Regions from separate parts of the Mus musculus genome. Here region 1 is linked to region 2. A link is a loop called in an ENCODE intact Hi-C map of the cell type or tissue named here. Cell type or tissue: heart. All regions are shown on one strand. Links, peaks and the distances in the headings refer to the core of each region. The heading gives the core; the rest is flanking DNA.

Evidence for each region. Peaks named below come from ENCODE experiments on the same cell type or tissue, not always from the same donor. Only the 100,000 strongest peaks of a DNase experiment are listed, where the experiment ranks them.
Region 1: it touches region 2 in a loop (2.5-fold over the local background); 8 of 42 quality-filtered maps call a loop at or near these places.

What each region holds. Positions count from the first base shown.
Region 1 is chr6:84,192,914-84,201,243 of GRCm38, forward strand. Dysf (dysferlin) reads left to right here. Exons shown (of 55, transcript NM_021469.3): 47 at 1-122; 48 at 1,406-1,494; 49 at 1,752-1,847; 50 at 2,265-2,406; 51 at 6,835-6,934. Among named protein-coding and RNA genes, the nearest start is that of Dysf, 180 kb to the left of the region's middle. In heart, for the core only: no CTCF peak of the experiment used is centred there; no DNase peak of the experiment used is centred there; H3K27ac peaks cover 414 bases.
Region 2 is chr6:84,091,857-84,100,186 of GRCm38, forward strand. It overlaps Dysf (dysferlin), which reads left to right. Exons shown (of 55, transcript NM_021469.3): 18 at 5,852-5,967; 19 at 6,297-6,410; 20 at 7,560-7,737; 21 at 8,298-8,330. Among named protein-coding and RNA genes, the nearest start is that of Dysf, 77 kb to the left of the region's middle. In heart, for the core only: CTCF peaks have their summits at 1,792 (motif pointing right), 3,345 and 4,210 (motif pointing right); no DNase peak of the experiment used is centred there; H3K27ac peaks cover 286 bases.

The sequences.
Region 1 (8,330 bases), core at 129-8,128, 100 kb after region 2:
ACCCACACCTGGGCCCAGTGGAGGAACGCTTAGCCCTGCATGTCCTTCAGCAACAAGGCTTGGTTCCTGAGCATGTGGAGTCACGGCCTCTTTATAGTCCTCTGCAGCCAGATATCGAGCAGGTAAGCCCTTGCCCCCTGGGCTGTAGAGTTGTCAGACCCCAGAGTCCTAAGGATAGCTAGAGCAGTCACCTCCTCCATGGTTGCCCCTCCCCCATGGCTCCTGTCTTTATAGAGTGGTCTACATGGGCTCTTGGGGCCTAGCCCTTACTGCCAGGGAGACAATGACTGTTCTTGTTTTAGGCACATGACTTGCCTGGGCATCTGAAGTCTTTCCATTTCAACCTGACCTAAGGGTGTCCTCTGTCTCTGCCATCATTACTGGTTTAGTCCCAGAAGGTCATCCTATACTGAGCTCCAGTTGAGGGGTCAGACTAGATCCAGGAACTCTGGAATGGTCGAGGCCCACAGAGAGAGTGATTAGAAGGACTGCGAGCTTCCCTTTCGGAAGATAGGTGAACACAGACAGTAAGTTTAAGACTGGCAGTCAGCTGGGTGTGGTGGCACATGCCTTTAATCCCAGCACTCAGGAGGCAGAGGCAGGTGGATTTCTGAGTTCGAGGCCAGCCTGGTCTATAGAGTGAGTTCCAGGACAGCCAGGGCTATACAGAGAAACCCTGTCTCGAAAAACCAAAAAAAAAAAAAAAAAAAAAAAAAAAGACTGGCAGCCAAGCCAGGCTGGTTGAGGAAGCAGGCTCAGCGTGGGATGGGGAGAGGGGAGAAAAGTCAGGGGAAGCTCTGAGGGTGCCTTTGAGAGAGGTAGGCACTTTCTTAGGTTGGCTTCCAGCCCCACAGAGCAGCTCAGGTTAAACCTTCTTGTCTTCTAGCCTCATGATCATATGGATATTATTGAATGGAAGTACTTTTGTTCTCACATTTTGAGAGAGAGAGAGAGAGAGAGAGAGAGAGAGAGAGAAAGAGAGAGAGAAATATCCTATGTTTGTAGAGGCCAGGGGGCAGGGAAAGTGACTTCTGTCATAGAGACCCGAGTCCTTATAATTAAACCCTGGCTCCCTGGCCCTCTGTGGCATTGCACATACCATTCTCTGCATGCTGAACCTCAGCCAACACATCACTGTCTCTGAGCAGCCTGTGTCTGGTGGGTAGTGATCTTTCCTCCATAGTGGGTCCTACATCAGCCTGTCTAGGCTCCCTTTTATTGCTGAGTGCCGAGTCTCTTTCTAGTAGGCAAGCAGGCAGGCCTGAGTTTCATTTCCTTTGGCCTGGGCCCCAAGTGTATACTCTAGGCAGGTGTATAGAAACTATGGATGGAATGAGGTGTGTGTGTGTGTGTGTGTGTGTGTGTGTATGTGTAGAATGTGAATGAACTGCTTGTGTCTTTACAGGGGAAGCTACAGATGTGGATTGACATATTTCCAAAGGTGCTGGGCCGGCCTGGACCTCCCTTCAACATCACCCCACGGAAAGCTAGAAGGTAATGAACAGGCTTGTCCACAGGCTCTAGCTGGGCCCATGGCAAGAGGGCTAGAGCAGCTGTGGGAGAGTGGGAAGAAGCGTGCCTGTCGGACAGATTTGGGGCCACTGAGATCTTGGAACACAGCTTGTTTGGGTCTGGATAACTGTCCAGCCAAGCAGGCAGAAGAACTCCTTGGGTGAGTTGGCCTATCAGCTGGGGACAACATATCCTTTCCTGGAATATCTGTGCAGATATAAGCCATTTTCCTTTGCCAGGTTTTTTCTGCGTTGTATTATTTGGAACACAAAAGATGTGATCTTGGATGACCTCAGTCTCACGGGGGAGAAGATGAGTGACATCTATGTGAAAGGGTAGGCAGTCATTGTTTTCCACCTGGACCAGCTCATGACACCTCCCCAGCTCCCAGAGGTCGGGGGACAGATGCTCTCTCAGGCAGAGCTGTGGCGTGGAGGTGGAGAAGGCACCCTTCCAAGGAGGGTCTCCCAACCGAGTCTGCACCTTTGGGGAATCATTTCCCTCAAATTTTCTTTGAGCTACAATGGCAAGGGCTGAGGATGCTCTTGGGGACCACTGAGGCATCACCCCACTCTGTGGTATATAGTGGGTGCTGTGGAGATCACCTGGGTCTTCCCTTACCAAGTTCCTTCACCTCCACAACTCTTCACTGGTCTAAGTAGAGGTTGAGCATCTGGCAGTGCATGTGGGAAATGTTCTGTTGTATGGGGCCTTTGAACCAATGAGGACTGTCCTCTTCCATGTGTGGCCAGCTGGATGGTGGGATTCGAAGAACACAAGCAGAAGACAGATGTGCACTACCGCTCCCTGGGTGGGGAGGGCAATTTCAACTGGAGGTTCGTGTTTCCCTTCGACTATCTGCCTGCTGAGCAAGTCTGTGCTGTTGCCAAGAAGGTGAGTGGCCCTTGGCCTGGGGCACCAGACTCTGGGTGCTTCACATTCCTAATGTGATCCTCACCTTTAGCATTACAGCTGACACTATGACATTCTCTCTCTACTCCTGCAGCTGTGACCTCTGTCTCTGTCACCCACAGGGGCATCACCACCATCTATGTACCCTACTTCTCTTTCCTTTTCTGCTAGTATTACTGTGGCCAGTGTCTCTACCTTCCAGGATGATCCATAGCTACACAGCACACACCAACCACTTAGCCAAGTTCAGGACCTCCTACCACTGCCTATATTACCACCACTACCACCACCCCCACACCCAGCAGCATGGAAGGACCTAGAGTCTGAGGCAGAAGAGTCTGGAGACCCATCATGGTCATCACAGAGGCAGGGGGTGGAGCCAGCTGTGTACTCCTGAGGGCAGGCCTGGCCTGGGTCTGGGTGAGGAGGTGGGCCTTGGACTCTTAGCAGATCCAAGTTTAGGTCTCAGCTGAGTGTTAGCCTCTGTAGTCTCGAAAGGGTCTAAGTCTAAGGGTAGCAGCATCCTCCCCATACCTGGTTACCCTCGTAAGTCAGTAGAGCACAATACATGGGTATGGGGCAGTGTGGGTCTCCAGCTATGCTGGTTCCAGGAAGGCCCAACGATGCTTTCAATGTTCTTCCTCCTTCCTGACACTAATGGCTACCCAGAAGTGTCCTCTTCTCCGAGTACATGCCTGCATGTGCTTAGGTCCTATTGGTTTGATTTCTACCCAGAGGGAGCTCAGGTGTCCAGTGTCACAGTCTCAGTGACACCTTTCTGTAGGCTGTAGTGTGGCTTTACCTTGAAGGGAAGTCAGAGTGCTCTTGACTTCCTTGCCCTCCGAATTCTCTTCATCTCACCTCTGAGCCTCCCTAGTCCAACACACAGACTCATCCAAACCTCAGAGAAACCAGAGTGTTCCACCAAACACCCAGGAACCGTCAAAGAGAAAAATATAAATTTGTTAGGGTTAAAGGGTAGATTCTTCTACCCAGAGATGGCAGTAGGGTCCACCAGAAAAGAAAGCCAAATTTAGTGGCAATGTTGAGTGTAGTCAACGTTGAAAGTGCAGTGCCCAGGCTCTCTGTAAGTTTTGATTTTGCCCTTCCTTCAGATTTGTCTATTATAAGCCTATTTCCCTGATAGCAGATACTGTGCCTGAGAGCCCGCATCAAATGCAGAAGTACCTCTCCTTTAGCCGAGGACAGGGATGGTGAGGCTAGGGCAAAGCATCATCTTCAGGCTTCAGTGAGCCCTCTAAAGAGAGTAGGCCTGGGTAGGGAAATTGAGGCAGAGATGCACATTGGTTGCTTGAACGGGAGGGGCTTCAGCATTTTTACCACAATGGAGGATGTGGCCAGGCTTGTCTGGTGCAGGGACTTCCTGTTTCCTTGGGTGAAGGAAGAAGAGAATTTAGCACTATGACAAGTGATTTGAGGTGGATGGGAGAATGGGGAGGAGCTGTAATGATGATGAGAGATGAGCACACATGCACACATGCACACATGCCCATGCACACACACCCATACACACGCACCCATGCACACACGCCCATGCACACGCACCCATGCACACATGCCCATGCACACACACCCATACACACGCACCCATGCACACACGCCCATGCACACACACCCATACACACGCACCCATGCACACATGCCCACACATAGATACCCATGCACACACATGCACACATGCCCATCCACACACACCCATCCACACACACCCATGCACACATGCTCATGCACACACATGCACACATACCCACGCACACATGCCCACACACAGATACCCATGCACACACATGCACACATGCCCATGCACACACACCCATACACACACACCCATGCACACACATGTGGCACATACAGAGGGAGTGGAGGAGGGGTGGGGTGAGAGAATGCAAGTTGGTAGCTGAGAATTTTCACCTGGCAGTTCTGTGGGCCCAGTTGCAGGTGCTGTTTAGCACTGGGGCAGCACTGCTCTGGCACCCATGGTAAGAAAGGGAAGCTGGGTGACTTGTGTTGGGGTCAGGGTGGAGTTCAAATAGAATGACTTGTTGAGGTTACAGAGAAAGAGAGTGGCTGGTCTGGCGGAAGAAGGGAGAACCTACAAAGGGTGTGTAGGGTGCAGAGGAGTGAGGAGACACACATTTGGGGAGGAAGAGAAGAAATCCCCATGCAAAGGATAGCTGGAGACAGGAGGCAGGAGGGTGGGATCAAGCAGAAACAGCCCTAAGGACAGCAGGGCTAGTAGGTACTTCTAGGGGTAGGTCCTGAGAGGCAGGTGGAGCTTGCCCATAGTAGGGCACTGATTAGCTGGTCTGAAGGGCAGGATGGGGTAGTTGAGGGCAGGGGCTGCAAGGTCTGTGGGCTCCCAGGCTCTGCTGCAGAAGCAGCCCTCTACCATGAAGTTTGGGGCTCCTGGCAGGCAGGGAGGCCCTCCAGGGACCCCATTAACCAGACGAGACTGTCGTAAAGTACAAGGTCTCCTTTCATCCCCCCTTTTTTGAACCACCGCTGGTTGTTCAGCCTTCTTCCCCACCTGGAGCCCAGCACACCCACTGGGGCCTGCCATGCAGGCAGGCCCCCACCCTGCAAATAAACAGCTAGTAAAAGGGCCCAGGCCAGGAGTGTAATGAGCGCCTGGGACCTGGGGGGCTCATTCCCCAGGCTGAGCCCCTGACCAGCTGCTCCCACCAGGGGCCGTTTGAACCTCAGGCTCATTACTAAGCCAGTAAACCAGCCTGCTGAGGAATGGAGGCTGCTGGCGGCCCTGCAGGCAGCCTGGAGCTGGCTGTAAAAGCTGGTTAGAGGAAGCAGGCACCTGCAGGAGGCTGGGCCAGGCAGCTGAGCAACAGAGCAGGGTGGCTGGGGCCAGCCTTGGTCTGCTTTCCTTCCATGCAGGCGGCTGAAGCCTAGGCTATGGGACTGTGCATGATGGCCATTCTTTGAGGACAGTGGCCATGGTCTCTCCTTAGGAAGCATAGTGAGGTGTTTGTAACTGTGGTGGCCAGGGTGTTCATGGCAGATTTGTTGCTGCTATGATTCAGTACCAGATAGAAATGGCAGGGATGAAAGGTTTCTTTTGGCTCCTGGTTTAAAGAGAGACAGTCTACCATGATGGAAAGGCACGTGGCTGGAATTCCATAGTCACGTGGGGAATGTGAGGTGACCACTAATATCCCCACAGAACAGGAAGCAGGGAGTGGGCGAATGCCAGTACTTAGCTATTCTTCTGCTTTCTCCCTATATATTCATTCTGGGGACCCAGCCCATGGGATAATGTCTCCTGTAATGAGGGTGGGTTTTCCCTCTGTTAAGCCTTGCCGGCAACACCCTCACAGACACCCTTCTAGGTGTGTCTCCTAGGTTATTCTAAATAGTGTCAATGAAGATCAACCATCTCTATGACATCGGGGCCACACACTTCTGTGGTTAATTGGGGTACCCAGCTCTCATCCCACAGCTTGTACTAGAAGATATGGATCCAGGGCTCAGGTTGGCCCCACAAAGTATTTCCTATACATGCTACCTGCTCAGATAGAGCCACAGTGAACAGAGAAGTCCAGTGATTTTTCTTCAAGCTGTGAGTGGTTAAATCCATGGGAAAACTCACCCCCACACCTCCAAGATAGCCTGGTTCCAGAAGGGTCTGACCTGTGGGCTATGGGAGACACGCCATGAAGAGCACTGCCCTCCTCTCCAGCAGGAGAGAAAAACTTCTTTGCAGGCTCTGGAGATGGAGATGGGCTAGAGAAGTGGGAAGGAAGACCTGTGGACCCACCTCAGTGCCAGCTTTTTATTGCAGCATGCCTTGTTCCCCTCCAGTGACAGCAGGAGTTGCACCCTGATGATCTCTGCCAGCCCACATGTCCCAGAGGCCACATGTGCAAAGCCCATTTTAGAACTAAGAACAGGACCCTGGAACCTAACTGTCTGGGTTTGAATCCCTGCTTGTCACTCTGTATTCTGTACCCTTGGACACTCTGCGTACTTTGGTTTCTCAGCTGAAAGTTTGCCTCTCCTTCTTAGGTTGTTGGAAGACAGACAGTTCAGGACCTAGCCTAGGAAATGGTGCCACCCACAATGAGCTGGGTCCTTTCTATATTAATGAACAATTAAAGATAGTCCTCAACAGACATACCCATAGCCTCATATAGACAGTAGTTCCTCAAAGGAGGCTTTCTAAGTTGTGGCAAGTTGCCATTAAAATCAGCCATCACACCCCTGAACAGTGCTGAGCGCTTTCTAGTCTTCCTGATAGGACCTGGCCTGGGTATGACCCTTAACGATACACTGCTCCACAGTCTCTGCCTTGTAGTCTTCGAGGCTAGAGGGCCTTCACTGTTTGCAGCCTCGGACAAACCTTTCTAACCTTGTTTCTGTGATCTTCCTGTGGGTCAGGATGCCTTCTGGAGACTCGACAAGACAGAGAGCAAGATCCCAGCACGTGTGGTCTTCCAGATCTGGGACAATGACAAATTCTCTTTTGATGACTTTCTGGGTAAGCCTCGTGTCTATCACTCTGAGCTTCCAGGAGAAGCTCTGGGTTGCTGGGTCCTCAGCATAAGTGAAGCATGTGACACAACAATGTCAGAGACCAGGGTGGTCCTCCTGGAGCAGGTCTTCAGCAGAGGTGATCCTTGAGCCATGTCAAAGAGTGGGACTCAAGAAGAATGGGGACAAGGGCAGAAGCCAGGGCAGGGCTGTGCTGGCCCTCACAGCTGCCTGGCCTCATTTCTAACAGGGAGGTCCCAAAGGTCCCAGATCATAACAATCTAGCAATACAGAGTCCAAAAATTGTGGGGATCAGGTCATGTCTTATCCTTGTGCCCCAGGGACGGTCCTAATGAACAGAACTCAGTCTAAGAAGCCAGACTGGGTCATGGGGAGCTGGGCTGATGGGTAGGAGTGAAGACAAGGAGGATATTGTATGTGGGTATCAGGGAGTGCTGAGGGAGAAGCAGGTTATTAACAGTCTTACCCTTAGTAAGAGGTAGGAAAACTAGTGCTGAAACATGGTCTGTCCATACATGGGATATTGTTCATACACACAAAGAAAAGAGGTGCTTCTCCTGACTCCGTCTGGTGGACCTTGAAAACATGCTAAGTGACAGAAGCCAGCAATGAAAAGACAAGTACCACACAAGTCCACATCTGTGGGATCCAAAGAGGGGACGAAGGCTGGAGAGGTGGCTCTATGAGGAAAGAGCTTATCGTGTAAGCCTGAGCACCGGGCTTCAAGCCTAAAACTTAAGTTTAAAACCAAACCAAACCAAACCAAATCAAACCAAACCAAACCAAACCAAGTCAAACCAAACCAAACCAAACCAACATCCAAAACAATAGCCAGATGTGGTGGCATTTACTTGTGGTCACAGAGCTGGGGAGCTAGAGACAGGAATCTTGATGCTCATTAATCAGTCAGCCTAGCCTACATGGCCAGCTCCAGGCCAGTGAGAGACTTTGTCTCAAAGAGAAAAAGATGATCAGCACCTGAGGAACAATTCCGAGGTTGATTTCTGGCCTCTACAGGGACACACACACACACACACACACACACACACACACACACACACACACACACACTCACTCACACACTCACTCACACACATATCCAAAACAGGGAAGAGTAGATTAATGGGATACATGGGGAAGGAGTCTAATAGACAGAAAGATAGGTTTCTTTCCAGATATGAAAAATGTTCTGGAATTAGGGGGAGGTCTGTGGTTGCACAACTCTTGACTCTAGATTTAAACGTGCTCAGAGTGGCGAATTTCTTTTAATTGAAGATTTGTCTGCGTTTATGTGCACCATGTCCTTGACCAGTGCCCACAGAGGCCAGAAGAGGGCATCAGATCCCCTGTAACTGGAGTTACAGATGGTTGTGATTCATCAT
Region 2 (8,330 bases), core at 256-8,255:
CCTATGGCTAGCCAGGACACCTTCTGTCGATTCTTGCTTCAATTTATCTGAGATAAGCGTCTTGAGTTGAATGACTCTTATTCTCGCCTCTGCCCGGGACAGCTGAAGGCAGGATGGGGTAGCCTTGAGAACCCTGGCTCTGCAGCCTGTTGGGGCTCAAGTTCTTTCTACTCAGGGGAGACACTCAATCTCCTCTCTACAAAGTGGGGCTTCTCATCATCTTTCTCTTAGGGACCCAGTGGATTATCCCAGCCCCGCTGGTGTCTGAGATTCAGTGGTCAGAGGCAGCGGGTATTCATGCACTTCACCTTCAGCATTATCCACTGATCTTTTTTTTTTGTTTTGTTTTTCCTGCATCAATTCTGGTCCTCTTTGCTCTGGTCCATCTCCCCACAGAAGTTATCCCTAACCTTGCCTGAACTTGAGAACTCCACAAACTGTTTCTTGTAGCATTCAGATGGAGGTTCTCCTGAGCCTTACGAAAATGTGTCCCCCTCTAAGATGGAGGCTTTCGAGCTTAGCATAGCCTGCTTGATAGTCCCCTCCCTCTCTCAATGCCATGCACTTTCTATTGAGGCAAGCTCTGTAGAGGTGTTTGCACAGGCAGGGCGGGGCGTCCCTGCCCTCTGCCCCTCCGCAGATTTGCTGGTTCATGAGTTGTCTCTCATCCCCTCTTTTTAACTCCTCCGAAACATTTTTCAAAATAAAAAAAATTTTTTTTTGAGATGGAGTCACACTACGTAGCCTTGACTGGCCTAGAGCTTGCAGCATTTCCGGTGTCTGGTGTACAGAGGTTGGAAGGAAGCTAGTTTGGCCTTGAACTCATAGAGCTCTGTCTGCCTCTGGCTCAAGTGCCTGGATTAAAGGTATATACTGCACTCTTGGTGTATTTTAAGGTAGGGTCTCTTGTGATCTCAAACTGGCCTTGATTTTACTGTGTGAGATCAAGCCTAGAATGACCTTTTATTTCTGATCCTCCCTCTCCCCTCCCCCAAGTGCTGAGATTACAGGCATATGCCACCATGCCTGATTTATGTAGTATGGGAAATTGAACACAGGGTTTCATGCATGCTAGGCAGGTACTCTACCAGCTGAGTTATACCCTCAGTCCCAAAGGCTAGTTACAGAAAATCTCAAATACACACCAAGGTTGAGTCTTATCCAGTGATCTCGGTACTCTCCTCTCAGCACCTAGCATTGATCTGGACTTTGAACAATCCAACACATACGGACATGCTTCTGGAAGGTATCCCTCCCAGGTGTGAGGACTCTGTCCCAGAGTGTACCCCGTCTACACAATGAGCTGCTCAGAGGGTTTGGTGAACTGGTGCTTTGCACGTACACGTAGCAGCGTGAGGTTGGGGACAGCGTTCATGTGGGTCAAAATGAGGCAGTTCTGACTAACCCGCATGTCACAGTCTGCTTCAGTTTTCAGACTGGGTACTGTCTCTGTCTCTGAATACAGGAACGAATGACAGTCAAGGCACAATATGGCATTTTGAGTGTTTTTTGGGGGAAGTTTCTGATATGATACAGCCGTGCTTCTGTGTTCGGCCATCTGATGAGAGTTTAGGCTTTCCCCCAGCCACATCATCGTTTATTTTTGATGTATTCTTTTTGTTACATAGATACTTCTTTTTTTATTGTATAATTTATTTATTTATTCACTTAATTATTATACTGGGAAATAAATTTAGGGCCTCGGCATGCTTGCTAAGCACCCACCACTGTGCCATAGAGTCAGCCTCTCATCACCCTGGTTTTAATGAGGTGAGAAAGTTGTCTCCATGGTCACTAGATGGCACTCAAGTCACGAGCAACCCAGTGTGCTCAGGGATGGCGTCAAGGGCTGGACCACAGCTTGTTCTTGTAACCAGCTGATGACTTCTGGAATGTGCAGCAAAGTAGCCAGATCAATATGACAACAGAGCTAAATTTATTGATCAAATTTGGTTATTCTTTGGGACTTCCCGGGTTCTCTGAGGGCCCTTCCTGTAGAGATGGGTCCCTTTCTCAGGTGGACGCAGCTGTCTGGCCTGAAGGTTGTCACTTCCTTTGCCTATGGCTACATTTCTTTCCCTAGCCTGGAAAGTACACTGCCTTGTTTTCTTGTTTCTCCCAAAACACAACACAAACTGTACTGTATGTTGGTAGAGTGCTTGCCCAGCGTGCAGGAGCCCTGGGTTCCACTTCCAGCACCATATGGTAGCCCAGCACTTGCATGGGGGAGGCAAAGGGATCAGGAGTGTGAGGCCATCCTGGCTACATAGTGAGTAAAAGACCCACGGGGCTAACTCATTGAGACTGTATCTCAAAACAATGACGATGACAACAACAGCAACAGCAGCAAACCAACCAATCAAACCCGCTTCTTTCTGCCTTGAGCTCCCTGATGATTTGATTCAGCCTGGAGTTTTGTTTTTGTGATCTTGTTTTTGTCCCCAGTAAGGACAAGACCTAACACGAACCTCTTAAGCACTTCTGCCCGCAGTTTGCCTAGCCTGAAGTTTGAAGTACTCTTTGGACCCTGTGCACCAACGTATGAAGGGAAGACTTTGTTGTTATTATTATTATTATTATTTTTAAAGGAGTATGCCCTCTTAGATGTGGCTATTCTTTTGAAAGGCAGTAAGCTCACGGGACCTGTGATACTTGCAGGCATCTTTGACGCCGCCACCCCTATGGACAGTGTGCTCCAGAACGGCACTGGGAAAACCAAAGTTGTCTTTGGATTTTGGATGACAGTGAATTTCCCAGTAGTCTCCCCTTTTCCCTCTTGCCTGGACCAGGCGGGTGTCAGGCAGCCAAAGCCGTGGGCTTGGGGCTCTGCCGAGCCTTGGGAGCTGGCAAGACTGACTGAAGGCAATGGCTTGGCTTCTCCAGGGTACACGCGTGTCCCCAGGGACCGCCTGCTGAGCTGTGACTTGTGGCTGGCAGCCTGTTCTGTCCCTTCCAGTTCTTCCAGGTGAGGAAACTGGGCTTCACTCTCACAGTAAAAAGCTAGGCGTGTTCATTTGGGACTTGGGGCTTCCTTGGACCCAACTCTCCAGGCTCAGGGAAAACACAGCGAAACACTTGTGTTTTGGCAGAAAGACGACCAGGACTAAATAGCGGCTTTGTGTTGGTGGCTTCTTTGCTCTCCCGCCCTTGACTTTATGAGCTGTCTGCAGACACAGGGGCGAGAACCTGGGGTGAACCTCAACATCGGAGACCTGTGACCTGTTCTCAAGTTGGGAAGCACTGGCCCAAGACGTCAGCAAGGCTGAGCCAATGCCCACAGTCCTATCTGCTTATGGCTCCTAAATCTACAAACGAACAAGGAGGCCTGTGCAGTTCCAGCCACCACCAGTAGGTGGCTAGCTTGCCGGTGGGACTGGTAGATAACTATCACTGACTGGCTACCAGGATAAAAGCCAGTCTCTAGCAAGAACACAGGGGTCCCATCTCTGACTCTGCTTTCATTAGTCCAAGATAACAGGCTCCTCCCGCTAAAGCATCATTTGGGATGAGATTAAAGTAGACTCTGGGGACCACAGCTGTGCCTGTGTATGTCACTCTTCCAGGCTGAGAACTCTCCTATGCCAGGGCCCAGCTCAGTTCCTGTAGATAAGAAAATCTTCACAAGATACACACTCTGCCACACTGATTCTTGCCACTAACCTTGGGGGCCGAGACCTGGCTGCAGAAATCAGAAGGCCAGCTCAGGACCTTGCCCTCTTTAGGTCTCTGGCTTCAGTTCTCCATCCCTGCTTTTACCTCTAGACCACCATATATTTGTGCTTTACACTCCTTTCTGTGAGCCTTCCAGAGCCGTCCAACCTGGGTTCTCTGGGCCACAATGGATGAAGAATTGTCCTAGGACACATTAAATCCAAGATGTCCAAGCCACATCCTGAGAGTTATAAGAGAGTACACATACTTATTTTGAGTGACACTGGAGCATGACAGGCCATTATCGGCTACATGTGACTGTTCGTTGGATATCCTCTGGCAGTTCCTAGCAACTGTCATGAATCTGTGGGAATATAAAACGGTTAGAATATTCTTATTACATTTATTTTAATGGCTGTGCATGGACATGCTCCTGTGCATATGCTATCATTTGTCTCTTATCTTCACCTGAAGTGGCTGGTGGTAGGAGCCAGACCCAGGCGGTTCACGTTGAGAAAATAATATGTTGCTGTCTGTGGCAATACTAGAAATAACCACTAGGTGGAGATGTTGTGCCTTAAATGGCCTTGGCTCAGTGTGCTGGGCCCAAGTGTCAGTTTCATGCTTGGGTTTGGAGCCCAGGGTATTCTCTTGTCCACAATGGCTCTTTAGCGTTTCCCTTTTCACGTTTCTTTCTCTGCACCATTCCTCCTAATCTACCTGTATATAATGAAGAAAAAGCACGTTTTCTCCTGTGCGTTGTTTCTTGAGTATATTGGATGGAGGTTCAGGTCACAGAGGTGCGGAGGGCTGCCTGGTTGGAGTTGGGGGGGGGCAGGGTGTGTGCTTTCCTTTGTTGTACATTCACAGAGCCCGTCCCCCAGCTCTCCATCCAGACTCCTGTTCATGTAACCATTCTCCACCCAGCCACACCCATCCTAACTCCTCTTCCATTTCTTTATGCTTCAGAGGAGCCTGCAGGTGTACTCAAGAGTCCACAAGCCACTGACCGTACGTTGCTGTCACCTAGGGATCCACGAGGGGATGGGACATTGGGGTTTTTGCTGGAGGGGAATTTTCTGACTTGCATGAAGGGGACTGAGTCACAGTCAGGTCTCTGAGTTGACCGCTGGCAAGTCGCAGCCACTGGGTAACTGATATGAATTACGTGGGATGCTTTAAGGCCAGTTTCCTTTACATCTCCCAGACCCTCCCTAAGCTTGTTGCATCAACCATGCTTCCAACATGGGGGTCAGAGTAGGCCAGGGGGATTGTGAGGCATCTTGGGGATCTGGAGGTGGCCAGGGGAATGAGAAGCGCTTGAAGCATAATTCATGAGATAAATCATGATCGTGATGACTGACAAGCAGTTGGTAGCAGTCCCCTGCGGCTGATCATTCCAAGCTTCCCCCTTTGCTTTGCAAAGCCAAGCCCTGTCTGCACTGGGGTCTGGAGGAGGAAGTATGTGGAACAATGATAGGCAGGGTAGCTCTGGCTGCCCCTGCCTCCCCCAGGCCCCTGCACTGCCTCAGCAGCATGGCTTAGGGTGGACAGCCTCATGTCTCAGCTCTGTGTGGAGGCTGTTTTCTCCGTGCTTGCCCTGGCTTAGCCTTGTGTGGACGGAGACACTACGGATGGTCCTGGTGATGGCTCTGCCTTGAGCATCCTGAATGTCCTGCCTTTGCAGGGTCAGAGGGTAGCCTGTGAGGTCCTGTCCCAGGAAGGGCAGCTGTGGCATTGTCAAGAGAACATGTGTCATAGAGGGGGTGATAATAATCTCTCCATTTTCCATCTTCTCTGGGACATGGCTTCTCTGGTCACCTGGCTCTGAACCCACCTCTGTCCCCCCTCCCCCATGGTCTGAGCCGCAGCTTGTGTGTGGCCAGCTGAGTGTGCTGCATCTTTGCTATCCTGTGCTCAGTCACATCTCTGAGACTCAGTTTCCTCATCTGTCAAATAGGACTAATGAGATAGTAGGAATAGTCTCATTTCGGCAGATCAAGGACCCAAGGGACAGATTATAGGGAGTTGATAATAGTCATTACTAGTGTAGTATTAGTTATACATGTTCAGGGGCCACTTATGGTGCATATGGGGGGAAACTGAGGGCTAGAGATGGGACCCCCATCTGAAGGTGGATCAGCTGAACCCTAAAAGGATCCACAGGGCCACTTCTCTGATACCTTCTTGTATCTTCCAGTGGACGACAACCTGGGCTTCCTCCCCACTTTTGGGCCCTGCTATGTGAACCTCTATGGCAGTCCCCGAGAGTTCACGGGCTTCCCAGATCCTTATGCAGAGCTCAACACAGGAAAGGTGAGCAGCCAAGCACAGCCTCTAAGGGTCCTCAGCCCAGCCTGGCACTGTGTGGGCCCAGATGATATGCCACTGGCCTCACGAGGCCTGAACAAACCCTCAGTGCACCTCCTTCTGTTTGGGCTTCTTTCTCCGGGCCAATTGGACCTGCTCACTGCCTTCATTCCCGGACACCCAGGCCCATCCCCCTCAGCCTTCATGCCCTTGGACAGGGCCCGAGGATTGATTGGTTTATCCCCATCTATAGGGGTGAACTATAGTATGCTGTCATGCGTTGTGTTTTCCTGCTCCCTTACCCCTTTGCTCGTGACTGTGACTTTCTCTTGCAGGGAGAAGGTGTGGCTTATCGAGGCAGGGTTCTGTTGTCCCTGGAGACCAAACTGGTGGAACACAGTGAGCAGAAGGTGGAAGACCTTCCTGCTGATGATATCCTGCGTGTGGAGGTGAGGGTGTGCTCTGGGACAGAGCTGGCTTGGGAACAGGAACAAGGTGGCTAAGTACCGTGGTACAGGGCCTTCTTCAGTTCTGACCTGCATTCACTGTAAGGGCACTTCTCAGGCCCCTGTGTCTCAGGGATAAGGGGAGAATAGTGTGATATTCCGTCCCCATCCTCACCCCCAGGGATGCTTTGAGGCTTAAGGGAGAGAGATGAAAGTATTACTGGAACTCAGAACTTGATACAGCTCATGATGAGGTCAGTGGACACCATTTGCCACTGATGTCTTCAAATCCAGCATGCTGCAGTGTGGCTGTTGTTAGCCCTTTTTATACTTGAAGACTCTGAGGTCCCAGAAAGATCAGAGCCACGCATGGTCTTCAGGACACTGTGGTTAGCTACCTCAGGAGTCCATGCTGGCCCTCCCATCTGCCAGATACTTCACTTTCCCTGTCTGTAGTCACATTTACCTTAGGATGATAAGATGAGATGATATATACACACACACACAGTAGGCACTCAATAAGTGTTATCTATCATTACAGTTCACATGGTCCAAAACTTATCTGATCCATTTCCTTTCCCCCAGCTTTCCAAAGAGGTGACTATAATAAAATTGTGTTGTTTCATGTCAAGACACATGAGTGTTTTAAACTGTCTCTGCCCTGTGCCTTGGGCTTGGAATGGCCAATGTGAGCTATACGTTATGAGCATATGACTGAGGCTGCCTGTGCAGACTGCAGGGCTGCCTGATGTGTGTGCATGTGTGTGTGTGTGGGCAGGGCATGATCACTGAGAGTTTTCAGCCCCTTTAAGGGGCAGATGAGGTGTAGGATGCCCTGAGGGACACTGCAGGAGACCCTGCTCTGTGGACATGGTGGTGCCACTAATGCTGGTTTGGATTAAGGAGCGGCCACCTGACCTTGGAGGAGCAGATTGTATTAGGAAACATGAGCAAACGTGCACAGACCTGGAAAGGGTTTGTTCATTCAGTAACCAAGTTTGGAGGCTGCACCTTTGGACCATCTGTCACTTTCTGCCCAGCCAGAAGGAGTTTCTGAGTCCTGCCGTCTATGGGATCCATGCTGGGGGTGGGGGTGGGGCAGGTCTTGTTTGTCTCCCCCTGTGATCTCTGGCCTGCTCACTCTGCCTGCAGAAGTACCTGCGGAGGCGCAAATATTCCCTCTTTGCTGCCTTCTACTCAGCCACAATGCTGCAGGATGTGGATGACGCCATCCAGTTCGAGGTCAGCATTGGGAACTACGGGAACAAGTTCGACACCACCTGCCTGCCCTTGGCCTCCACCACCCAGTACAGCCGGGCGGTCTTTGATGGTGGGTGAGGCTGGAGGGGACGTGGGTCATAGGGCAAATGCCAATCCTTGCCTCCTGTGGAAACCACAGCAAACCTAGCGGTGTGTTCCTCTCCTGTAATTCTTGTGTTGTCCCTCATACCCCTCTTGGGGGCAGGGGCACTGCACCCACAGTTTGAATCCCTGCAGGCTTGATCACCACGGTTCTGTGGTTGCCCTGGTCCTGAGCTATTGCCGTCATCACATGGGGCCTGGGGGCTTGGCTTGGAGACCTTGACCGATGTGAGCTTGGGTCTTCCAGAGACCTTCTATCAGCCCTCTTGTTTTGATGTGAGAGTCAGAGCACTCGGTCCCACCCACTCCGTCCCCCAGGTGTGCTCAGGCACCGTGCTTGGATCCTGGGAACTACCGGCCACAGCACAAGCATTAAAGGAGAAAGCAGAGCTGGTCCTCTCTCCTATCTTGAGTCCTGTCTCAAGCAGGGCCAGCTCTGAAAGCTCTGTGACCTGAGCTCTGTGCTCTGCAGAATGGCGTTTCACAGCCCTGGGCCTGCAGTGCTCAGGTCCCTCCCTCTCCCTGTAGGATGCCACTACTATTACTTGCCTTGGGGCAACG